Regions from separate parts of the Mus musculus genome. Here region 1 is linked to region 2. Evidence: chromatin contacts called from ENCODE Hi-C or POLR2A ChIA-PET data. All regions are on one chromosome and are shown on one strand. The core of a region is the stretch at or near the end of the contact, and the rest is flanking DNA. Distances in the headings are between cores, read along the strand shown. Region 1 has its middle 5.9 kb from the start of Gm39360. Region 2 holds the start of Smad6 (SMAD family member 6).

The links. Hi-C counts contacts between places; a loop is a spot of excess contacts on that map. ChIA-PET counts read pairs that join two places held with the same protein, here RNA polymerase II (POLR2A).
Region 1: POLR2A ChIA-PET joins it to region 2 with 10 read pairs in embryonic stem cell. The contact joins the enhancer-like site here to the promoter of Smad6 in region 2. A Hi-C loop is called at or near these places in 3 of 37 maps with a recorded cell type or tissue (all mouse trophoblast stem cell). POLR2A ChIA-PET finds 5 or more read pairs at or near these places in 2 of 5 experiments (Patski and embryonic stem cell).

The regions. Positions count from the first base shown.
Region 1 is chr9:64,103,873-64,108,958 of GRCm38, reverse strand. No RefSeq gene overlaps it. Among named protein-coding and RNA genes, the nearest start is that of Gm39360, 5.9 kb to the right of the region's middle. Within about 2 kb of position 3,543, at least 1 of the 3 ENCODE cell types and tissues checked has a DNase peak (open chromatin) inside an H3K27ac peak, as active enhancers do.
Region 2 is chr9:64,020,473-64,026,319 of GRCm38, reverse strand. Smad6 (SMAD family member 6) reads left to right here and starts at 4,261. Exons shown (of 4, transcript NM_008542.3): 1 at 4,261-5,847. The coding sequence starts at 5,296.

The sequences.
Region 1 (5,086 bases), core at 2,294-4,793, 83 kb before region 2:
CAGGCTGACAATTGTCAGACTCTCCCTAACAAACCCAACAAATAGGCTAGAGAGATGGCCAGTGGGTAAGACCACGGAATGCTCTTGCAGAAGACTTGGTTTCAGTTCTGACACCCATACAGCCTCTCACAACCTCCTGGAACTCCAGTTCCAGGAGATCTGATGCCCTTTTATGGCTTCTACAGACACACCTGCAGGAAAAACATTCATACACATAAAATAAAGAAAAACGAATGTCAAGAAGCCTTTTAGCCACACACACCAAAGACAAACCCCCAGAGTACTGGAGAGATGGCTCAGCTGTCCTGAGTTCAGCTCTCAGCACCACATAACAAACAGGTGTCTGTGAACATGCCCATAACCTCAGACATAGGAAGTCTGCTGAGGTTCAGAGACAAGAGGCAAGTGATGAAGAGCCCACCTGATGCCCTCTTCTTTCTGTCCTCTGAGTGTGCAGAGGTACATCTACACACACCACACACACACATACACACACACACATACACACACACACACACACACACACAAATACATAAAAAACAAATCTTATAAAAAAAAAAAATCCAGCCGCCAAGTGGTGGTGACACACGCCTCATTTCCAGCACTTGGGAAGCAAAGGCAGGCAGATCTCTGAGTTTGAGGCCAGCCTGGTCTGCAGAATGAGTTCCAGGACAGTCAGGGCTACATGGAGAAACCATGTCCAAAAAAAAAAAATTTTTTTAAAGCAATTTTTGAAGCTCAGTCTGGTTTACACACCTTAAATCCTAGCACCTGGGAAATTGAGGCAAGAACAGCTTGAATTTGAGGTCAGACTGAGCTACATATCAAGACCCTAGCTCAAAACAAAGCAACAACAAAGCTATATTGAAAATACAGAGTTTTAAAATTTGCACCGGAAAATAATATGAATAGGCTCTTATCAAAAAGAAATGGCAGCCAGTCGTGGTGGCATGCACCTTTAAACCCAGCACTTGGGAGGCAGAGTCAGGTGGATCTCTGTGAGTTTGAAGCCAACCTGGTCTACAAGAGAGTTCCAGGACAGCCAGGGAGAGAAACCCTTACAAACAAAAAAAGAAAAAGAGAAAGAAAGGAAGAAAGGAAGGAAGGGAGAGAAGAAAGGAGGGAGGGGGAGGGAGGGAAAGAGGAAGAGACAGACAGAGAGATAGTCAGAGTCTTAGTTAAGGTTTTACTGCTATGAACAGACACCATGACCAAGGCAACTCTTTTTTTTTTTAAAGATTTATTTATTTTTATAAATAAGACACTGTAGCTGTCTTCAGAGTAGCTGTCTTCAGATACACCAGAAGAGGACATCAGATCTCGTTATGGATGGTTGTGAGCTGTCGCTGTCCTCGCTGCCCGCAGAGACAAGAACAACACGGACACCAAGGCAGGTTCACACAGCAACTTCTTTACTTGTGGCTTTTTCCCCTACAGCTCTCTTCCCCAGCAGCTTCTTCTACTCCTTCTTGCAGCTTTACTTATAACAACAACTTCTACTTAGGGCAAGGCTATATTCCTATACTTGCGGCGCTGACCTTATCTTGCTCCACCCCACCTCATCCAATCAGAAATCACACACGCTCCAGGCATGAGCTCAGGTCGGTCACAGTCGGAGCACTGACTACTCTTTCGAAGATCCTGAGTTCAAATTCCAGCAACCACACAGTGGCTCACAACCACCCATAATGAGATCTGACGCCCTCTTCTGGTGCATCTGAAGAAAGCTACAGTGTCCTTATAAATAAATAAATCTTTGGGCCGGAGCAAGCAGGAACTAAGTGAACAGAGTTGACCGGAGCGAGCAAAGGTCCTAAAAATTCAATCCCAACAACCACATGAATGCTCACAACGATCTTTACAGCTACAGTGTACTCATATACATTAAATAAATAAATTAATTAATTAAAAAAATAGTTCTGCATGTGCAATTCCATACCAGTCTGTACACACTTACTAACAATGGAAATGAGTTTTATTTTTAGTTGTGTGTGTGCATATGATGTGTGCATGTGGGTGACCATGAAGACCAGAAGAGGGCATTGGATCCCCTGGAGTTAGAATAGAGGCTATGGATAGCATGCCAATGTGAGTGTTGAACTTGAGTCTTTTGGAAAGACAGAAGTGTTTTTAATGACTGAGCCATCTCTCCAGTCCCTGGAATCTGTGGTTTTCATAGATGCTGCCAAGTTATCCTTCATCAGAGATCTATGCGTTCTTCTTTTAGATTTATTTACTCCATGCATGTGTGTGTGTGTGTGAGAGAGAGAGAGAGAGAGAGAGAGAGAGAGAGAGCAGACAGGATGCTAAGATCTGAACTCTGATCCTCAGGGTAGGGCCTCAAGTGCTCTCTAGCTCCCAGGATTCTTTTTTTTTTTTTTTTTTTTTTTTTTTTTTTTTTTTTTTTTTTAGAAAAGGTCTCTTGCAGTCCATGCTGGCCTTGAATTTGCTATGTAGGTGAGAATGGCTTTGAACTTCTGATACTCCTGCCTCTGCTTCCCAAGTGATACCTGGTGTGTACCACCATGCCTAGTTACAGGATGCACGGGATTGGAGCCAAGGCACTGTGCATGATAGGCAAGTGCTCTACCAACTGAGCTTCATTGCCAGCCTCTCTCTTTCTTTCTTTCTTTCTTTCTTTCTTTCTTTCTTTCTTTCTTTGTTAATTTTTTTTTTTTAATTTGCATCAGTGTTTTGCCTGATATATGTCTGTGTGAGGGTGTTAGATCCACTGGAACTGAAATTACAGACAGTTGTGAGCTGCCATGTGGGTGCTGGGAATTGAACTCAGGACCTCTGGAAGAGCAGCCAGTGCTCTTAACCACTGAGCCATCTTTCCAGTCCTTTCTTCCTCTTCCTCTTCCTCTTCCTCTTCCTCTTCCTCTTCCTCTTCCTCTCTCTCTCTCTCTCTCTCTCTCTCTCTCTCTCTTTTGCTTCCTGGGTCCTGAGAAGAGCGGATGGGTGTGTTGTCCTCAACAGAGGCCTCAAACAATGAGGCTGCTGGCTGTGGACAGAAACCCCTACACCCACGAGCCAAAATAAACCTTCTCTCTTTGGGAGCTTCACTCTGCGATAGAGCTGATGTGGGCTTTCTGAAGTCACATGGAAGGGCAGTCATAATGTATCCCAGCTCTTGGTCACCCAGGATTTGGTTTGCAGGGCCCCACCCCCTCCCTGTCACCTCCCAGCCTGTCTGATTTGCCTGTACCAAAGAATAAAGGCAGAACCTTGGGCCCTCCTTCAATCCCCAAGGACTCAAAACAAACCCCTTACACTTCAAGAAAAGCTGGCCCAAGCCCTCTCTCCTTTGCTGATCTAGCCACCCGTCAAACCACGCTTGTCTTCAGTCACCCAGGCCAGGAAACCACACTGTGCCGCTTCACCCAGCTGGCTCCAACCTTGTCCCAGAGCAGGCTGGCTCTGCAACTCTGACCTTCTCTCCAAGCCCCCTCTCTTAGGCCATGAACCCCAGCCTAAGCGGTTTCCATCTCGATGTTACTGTGGCCAAGAAAACAGGAAGTGTCTGAGTCACCCCTTGTCCTCCTGGGCTTTGCCTCTTTAGAGTCAGGGAAGGACAAGGAGGGAAGAGGTTGGCTTCACAGAGTGCGAACCTCTTGCTGGGATCTCTCTTTCAGCTTGTGGGACCCAAGAGCCTTACTCAAGTTCTTGGGACTAGAGAAGGACATTGCCTTAGGATATGGACTTCAAGAGCTGCATCCTGCACCCTGCCAGTTGTGCGCCGGGGCCTTGGCTGGTGCCGCTCAGCTGGGGACACAAGAAAGCTTTAAAAGTTTTATTAAGCCAGGGTCACCTGCAGCCAATGCTGGCCACAAATTCCCCAGGTAGCTAAGGCTGACCTTGAACACCTGACCTTTCCACTCCTATCTCCCAAGTGCTGGGATTGCAGTGTGTGCCGTCCCTCTCAGTTGTGCCGTGCAGAGGATTGAATCTAGGGACTTGTGCAGCACACTAGATGAGTGCTCTACCAAGCTGAACTCCAGCCCTCGGTTTCCTGAATGCCTTTCGACCAGTTTTCACCTCTGCAGAGTGAGGCTAATCACACACCATGAGGTGATTCTGTGAGTATCACAGTCACTGGACTCATAAACTCAAAATCCTCTTGTCAAGCCCTATGCCATCCAGGCACAGTTCTGGGCACTGGAAAGAAAATAACAGCAACAGCCACGATGGCATGGACAGAGAGGGTCCCCTGTCACATGTCTCTGAACTCACAGGCTGTATGAAATAGGCCTTAGGACTTCGAAGCCACCATCTGCCATGCTCCCTCATCTCCCCAAACCGTCTGATGGCTAGCAGAGACACACTGACCCTGAGGTCCTCAGAGGTCCTCAGTTGCCATCCTAGAATTCCCCCTCCCCCAGCAGATGCTGATCCTTTCTCCTCCTTGTCACTGTGGGCTATGGGATGGGGAAGGAGGAGAAGGGGACCCTGGGAAACCCAAGTCCTGAGCTATCCCTCAAAGGAACACACATCACATCACACATAAGATAATCTTCCCTACCAAGCTGAGGTATGGTTCATGCTAGCATTTGGGTCACTATGGCCTAATTCAGGCTCTCTAATTCAGTCGGTTACATGTGGCAAGTGGCCCCCGTTATTGGGCAGCTCAGGTTCAACCTAACCATAAAGTCCCAACAATAGCATGACTACAGTTGAGTGCCATAGACGCCACTGGCTGGTGATTAAATGTGTGGGATTTTGTTTCCTTTCTGCTCCACTTTCTTTCTTTCTTTCTTTCTTTTTTTTTTTTTTATAAGATTTATTTATTTATTTATTATATGTAAGTACACTGTAGCTGTCTTCAGATGCACCAGAAGAGGGCATCAGATCTCATTACAGATGGTTGTGAGCCACCATGTGGTTGCTGGGACTTGAACTTCGGACCTTTGGAAGAGCAGTCAGGTGCTCTTACCCACTGAGCCATCTCACCAGCCCCTCTGCTCCACTTTCTTGGGGAAGAACTAAGGGGCCTTTGCGGGTGTTAGTTCCACCTGTTCCAGAAGCTTAATGTTTGCCTCAGAATCCTGAGTCACAAGGGAGACCATCATGTCTAATTCAAGAAACA
Region 2 (5,847 bases), core at 3,012-5,511:
AGTATACGGGCATCCCCTGACCCCACAAGGAAGAGTCTGTAGCATGTATCAGAATTCCAGAAGGGCTGTTTATCACTTTCAAGTGTGTCCCAACTTTTCCACTTGGGTTTATGTTGACCAAGTAGATTTGCTTTCCAAAGGAGTAGACAACATCCCTTAGCCAGTGGGTCCTAGGGTTGTAATATAACATTTGAGCATATAATAAATTCTTCTCCTAGAGCTAATAAGCAGGGCCTGGGCATTTGAATCAGTTTCTGTACAGTGGGTTATGATGAATCTTCTTGTTAATCCATTTAGTCATGGTGAGAGGTGGCTATGCGTTCTGTATAACTTCTTTGTTTGTAAACCATGCTCCCTAGATCCAGATCCCTTCCCATCACTCAGAAGCAAACTCTAGCTTCAGTGACTTCTGCTGTTTCATGTCATAGTCCTTACTAGTTAATGTGGAAACTTCCTAGGGGCAAAAGACAACTTTTTTTTTTTCTCTGTAGAACCAGGTGCTAAGGAGCCACACACTCACTCACCTGGTCTCAACTCTGCCACCTACTGGCCATACGAGCAGAAACAAAATAGCCTACCGTCTGTTTCCCCAGCTTTGAAGAAGAGTCTAGGAACAAGACCTTCCTTGTGTTGCTGGGAGAGTTGGAGAAGATGGTGCCTAGGAAAGTCTAGCTGGGGAGCATGGGGGCTCGGTGAAGTGGGAATTTTAACTCAGCCACCCTGCAGGTTGTTCTGGTGCCAGGAGAAGTGAGGCAAGAACTGTCTCAGACAGGAGCGTGTCCAGTGGTCTTATTCTGATTCACACTGATGTGGGTGGCCTAGCCTGGCTACTTGGGATCTCTGCCCTTATGGGCCTTTATTTCAGGGGAAAGAACATGGAACTGTGCTGTTGTAAGTGGGGCAATACTGAAATGAGGAATCATGGAGTGCTCTGAGGAGAGAGAGGAAGGAGGGGACAGGTGTGAAGCTAAGGGGTCAGCTACTTCTTCCTGGGTGACTTCCTGCAACTGCAGAACCTTGACGATAGTTGCAGAACCTTGACGATGGGAGTCCAGCCTTCCTCCTTTGCCCTCTCTTCCTTATATCCCAGGGACTCCCAGCCTGGCAGTTTAGTAGGGTGGAGGTCAGAGCTGCCACTCTGCAGGTCTGTGCAGCTGGCCACCACTGCACACACCCTCTAGTGGTTATAAGGTGTGTCAAGTCCTGAGCTGGATGGGCCTGAGGAGGAGCAGCCCTCAGCTTTGGCAGCTGTCCCTAGCTGGCATGATGATTGCTATTCCCATTTTACAGAGGATAACCCACACTTACCCAGTTGGAGAAGTACCATAGTAGCATCAGTCCTAGACTCAGGCTTACCAGACTCTGGTTGTAGTGCAGGGGGCATCCTTTCTAGGCTACATTACCCCACCCTATATCTATCTCCTAGTGAACATGGGCCAAGAGGCTAAATTTTGCTTAAGTTAGCAGCCCTCTTATTTATTCCTTTATTTAATTGTTCGTTTCATGTGTGTTTGTGGTATATGTGTTGTGAATGTATATATATGCCTGAGGCCAGAGGTTGACATTGTCTGCTTGACTACTCTCCACCTTCCTTATTTATTTAGGAATGAGAGAGCTCCAGGAATCTGCCTCTGTTTGCCCCTCCCCCACAACCTCCCATATCTCAATTCTGGGTTTGCCAGCCAGCACTGCTGGGCCTCCCCCCCCCCCCCAGGGACCACTGGGCATCCAATTCAGGTTGTCATGGTGAACACTTTAGTGATATCCCATCTCTCCAGCGCCTAGCTTAAGGTAGCAGGCTTCTTAAGGTCCTGTTTTAGTCTCTCCTAGCCTGGTATACCTCAGGGAGAGATGCTTGTGCTCAGAGTAAGGAGCAGGAGGGACAGAAAGTCTCAACTCATACTCCTCACCAGGAGTAGGGATGTGGGGAGACTTCTGTAAGGATCCTCCCCTACTGTGAGGGAGGCCTTGCAGATTGTCTACAGGCAGGGAACTCTTTCAGGAGTCTTGGTGTCTTTGACACTCATACTTCTTTCTAGCTGGGTTCAAGTCCCACCCGATCAGGGATGACAAACTTGTGCAGGCTATTGTGTCCAAGGCCTTGGCACTCTATATAATGGTGGTTGCCAGCTACCCTCATCTCCAGAGTCTTGTAGTGGGGAGTTGTGGCCTCCGTATGAAATGTCCATCCAGCAGGTCTAATAGAGGCAGTACCATGCACCTTATTTGGGAAACCACACACCTAAAAGCGATGTTGTGACATCACATAGTTACATGCCTCTCCCTGCTGTTGGGGAGTGGGGGTGAGAACTTGGAGCTCTCTGGTTTTGGTGTCTTAGTGCTCTCAATAGGTTTCAAATTAAATGAGCAAGTTTCTGTGCCTCAGTTTCTCATCTGTACACAGAGAAAATAAAACCCATTAGCTGTTTAGGCTTGAAACTTCTGCTACCATGGTAAAGAGCTCAAAGCATCTGCTCTTATTGTAACCCAGAGGCAAGGCAACAAAATCTTCGTAAGAGAGAACATAATTGGCTTCTCTTTGTATTTATTATTTTATTTTGGGAGACTTTCGGAGACAGGGTCTTACGCAGGCCCAGGCTGGCTTCCAGGTCTCTGTGTAGCCCAGGAGAGCACTGAACTCCTGATTCTCTTTCCTCTACCTCCCAAGTGCTGTACTCATGGGTGTGCACAATCCTGTAGGCTCTCTTTGCGTTTTAGGATCATCAACTTCTTCAGGGATGAACGGAAGCTAAAAGACAAGTTTGTGTGGGCGCTTCTTGCCCACTTTTGATGTATGCACTTATTAGTAAGGATTTCCTAGAATCTTGAGAAACCAAGGCCAGGACAGCTACTCATATTCACCTTGGCCAAAATAGTGAAGGGTGGGTGTGACAATCGGCCCTGCAGCACTGGAGTACCTGGCTCCAGGTAAGACTCAGGGAAGTAGTCTGTATCTTTCCTACACACACGACCCTTCCCCCAGCGCACTTCCAGACCCGTTCCTGGACTTGCACACCACCTTCGCTACAGCAGTCCAGAGCACAGGTATCCTAAAGGGGATCACAAGTCCGCGCCCCATCCTCCCCACTCCGCCTCCCGCGGGGTGCGGCGTCAAGCCCCAGGCCAATGAGAGTAGCGGAATTTCTTTCATTGAGCTCGGGGCCCCGCTCCTGCCCGGAAAGGGGCGTGGTGCTGCGCCGGGGGTGGGGCCGCGGCGCGCCAGGGGAGGGCGGGGCCGGCCCTGCGGCTGGGCCAATCGGCGCCACGCCCGGGAGGGGGAGGGGGAACCAGGCCTTTTTTCCCCTCCGCGCGGGGCCAATCCTGACTTTACAAGCTTGAACTTTTGCCACCCTCGGACTAGCAAGCACGCCCGAGGAGGTACCCCGCCGCGCCGGCTCCAGGGCAGGAGCGGCCTTAACCCTTCCCATGCCGGGTCCCCAAGTCTGTCCCCAACTTGCCCCCGTTTTTATAGTGAAACATAACTGGGGAAAGCACGCCCCTCTATCACTCTCGAAGGGGCATAAGGTAAATCCTCGAAGGGAGAAGAAAGCGCCTGGCCTTGAGAGGAGCCTAGGACGCCAGGAGGGAGAGCCGGGGCGACCAGGAGGAGCCATCCAAGAGCACTCCTGCCTCTACCCCACCCTGTCCAAGTCCCCACCTCGGGCTATCCTGGAGCTCCCTCGATCACCCGCCCCCCAGTGTAGCCTAGGCGGAGAGACCCCTAATTTTGGGCAGGGGGTGCGTGGAGCCTTCATAGGACACGGAAGAAACCCGCTATCCCAACTTCGCCGCCGCCCCCCAACTCCCCAGAGACGGAGGGCAGGAAGGCGCACACACACGCCCATTTTTATTAGCCCGCGCTGAGGCTGGGGGTTTGGACTGACTCTAAAGTGCTATGCGCGTTTGCAAGTTTGGGCACAAGCCAGAGAGAGGCAAAGGGCCGCCTCGGAGTCCGGGTCGCGGTGGGTTCACCCAGCAGAGCTGGGCATCAGGGTGTGAGTGTTTGTTAGCGCGTGTGCGGGACGGCTGGTATCCGTGCCCAAGGCACGACGTGAGCTTGAGAGTGAGTCGCGGGCACTGTCAGCCTCGGGGCGGGGGTGCTGGGGCGGGCGAGGGGCGGGGGCCCGCGTTCGGCCCGCCCCGGGAACCAGCCCCCTCGGAGCCTCGGGCTCAGCAATGGGACGTGTTCTCCTTTAAGAGTTAAGAAACTTGAAACCTTGTTTGCGCAACAATCAGCGCCGCGGAGCCGCCAAAGTGTCTAGACTGGCATATGATGGGAGGCAGCCAATGACTCCGCGGCGCTCCTCCGGGGGCCCTCAGTGTGCGTTTGAGGAGAACAAAAAAGAGAGAGAGCGCCGAGAGGGGGAACGAGCGAGGGAGCTGAGTCCAGAGAAAGAGCCGCCGGGCGCTGCCTCGCCAAACCTCGCTGGGACCGCGGGGCCACCAGGAGGCACTTTGGTGAAGGGGGGGGGGGGCGACCTCGGCAGCCGCGGCGCCCGAAGCGACCCAGCGCAGCGTGGGGCGGGCTGCGACCTCTGCTTCGGTGGATTGCATTTTTAATTAAGGATTCCTAGCAGCTCTTTGGGATTTTTTTTTTCCGGCTTCCACTCATGTGTTGACACCCGCGTTCAGGAGAGACTTGCCCCAAGTGCACCGAGCGCCCGGGACCTGAGACGGAATTGCTTTTCGTGCGTGCAAAATCCAAGCATTTTGAGTTTTGTTTGGGACCTTTTTCTTGCTTTGCTTTTATTTCTATTTTTATTTTGTTGCAGGGATATGGGAGTTATCCACAAGCCTTAGTTTCGGATCCTGCAGGGAAAGCCCATGTAGCATAGCTTGGCTTTTGAAGGCAGAGTTGTGCAGACACATTTGGGGGCACGACGCAAGCGCTTTGTGCTCGTGTACCAGCCGCGCAACTTTTGAAGGCTCGCCGGCCCATGCAGGGTGTCTCTAGCATCGTTTCGCTGGTGGCTTCCCTAAGGCTCCAAAGCAGCTGGAGTTGAGCGGTCCCGGCCCATCGTGATCCATGTAGCCCGCTGGTCCCTCGCGGACTGAGGCTCAACACGCGCGTGTTCCCGGCCCGGCCCGGCCCGGCTTGGCCCGGCGCGAGCTCCCTCATGTTGCAGCCCTGCGGTGCCCCTTCGACGACAGGCTGTGCGCGGTCTGCACGGCGCCCCGCGGCAGAGCTTCATGTGGGGCTGCGGCCCGCTCAGCCGGCGCCTCGTTGAGGGAACGGACCCCCGGTAACCGGAGACCGCCTCCCCTCCCACCACCCCAGGCGCCAAAGGGTATCGTATGTTCAGGTCTAAACGTTCGGGGCTGGTGCGGCGACTTTGGCGAAGTCGTGTGGTCCCTGATCGGGAGGAAGGCAGCGGCGGCGGCGGTGGTGTCGACGAGGATGGGAGCCTGGGCAGCCGAGCTGAGCCTGCCCCGCGGGCACGAGAGGGCGGAGGCTGCAGCCGCTCCGAAGTCCGCTCGGTAGCCCCGCGGCGGCCCCGGGACGCGGTGGGACCGCGAGGCGCCGCGATCGCGGGCAGGCGCCGGCGCACAGGGGGCCTCCCGAGGCCCGTGTCGGAGTCGGGGGCCGGGGCTGGGGGCTCCCCGCTGGATGTGGCGGAGCCTGGAGGCCCAGGCTGGCTGCCTGAGAGTGACTGCGAGACGGTGACCTGCTGTCTCTTCTCCGAACGGGACGCAGCAGGCGCGCCCCGGGACTCTGGCGATCCCCAAGCCAGACAGTCCCCGGAGCCGGAGGAGGGCGGCGGGCCTCGGAGTCGCGAAGCCCGCTCGCGACTGCTGCTTCTGGAGCAGGAGCTCAAGACGGTCACGTACTCGCTGCTCAAGAGGCTC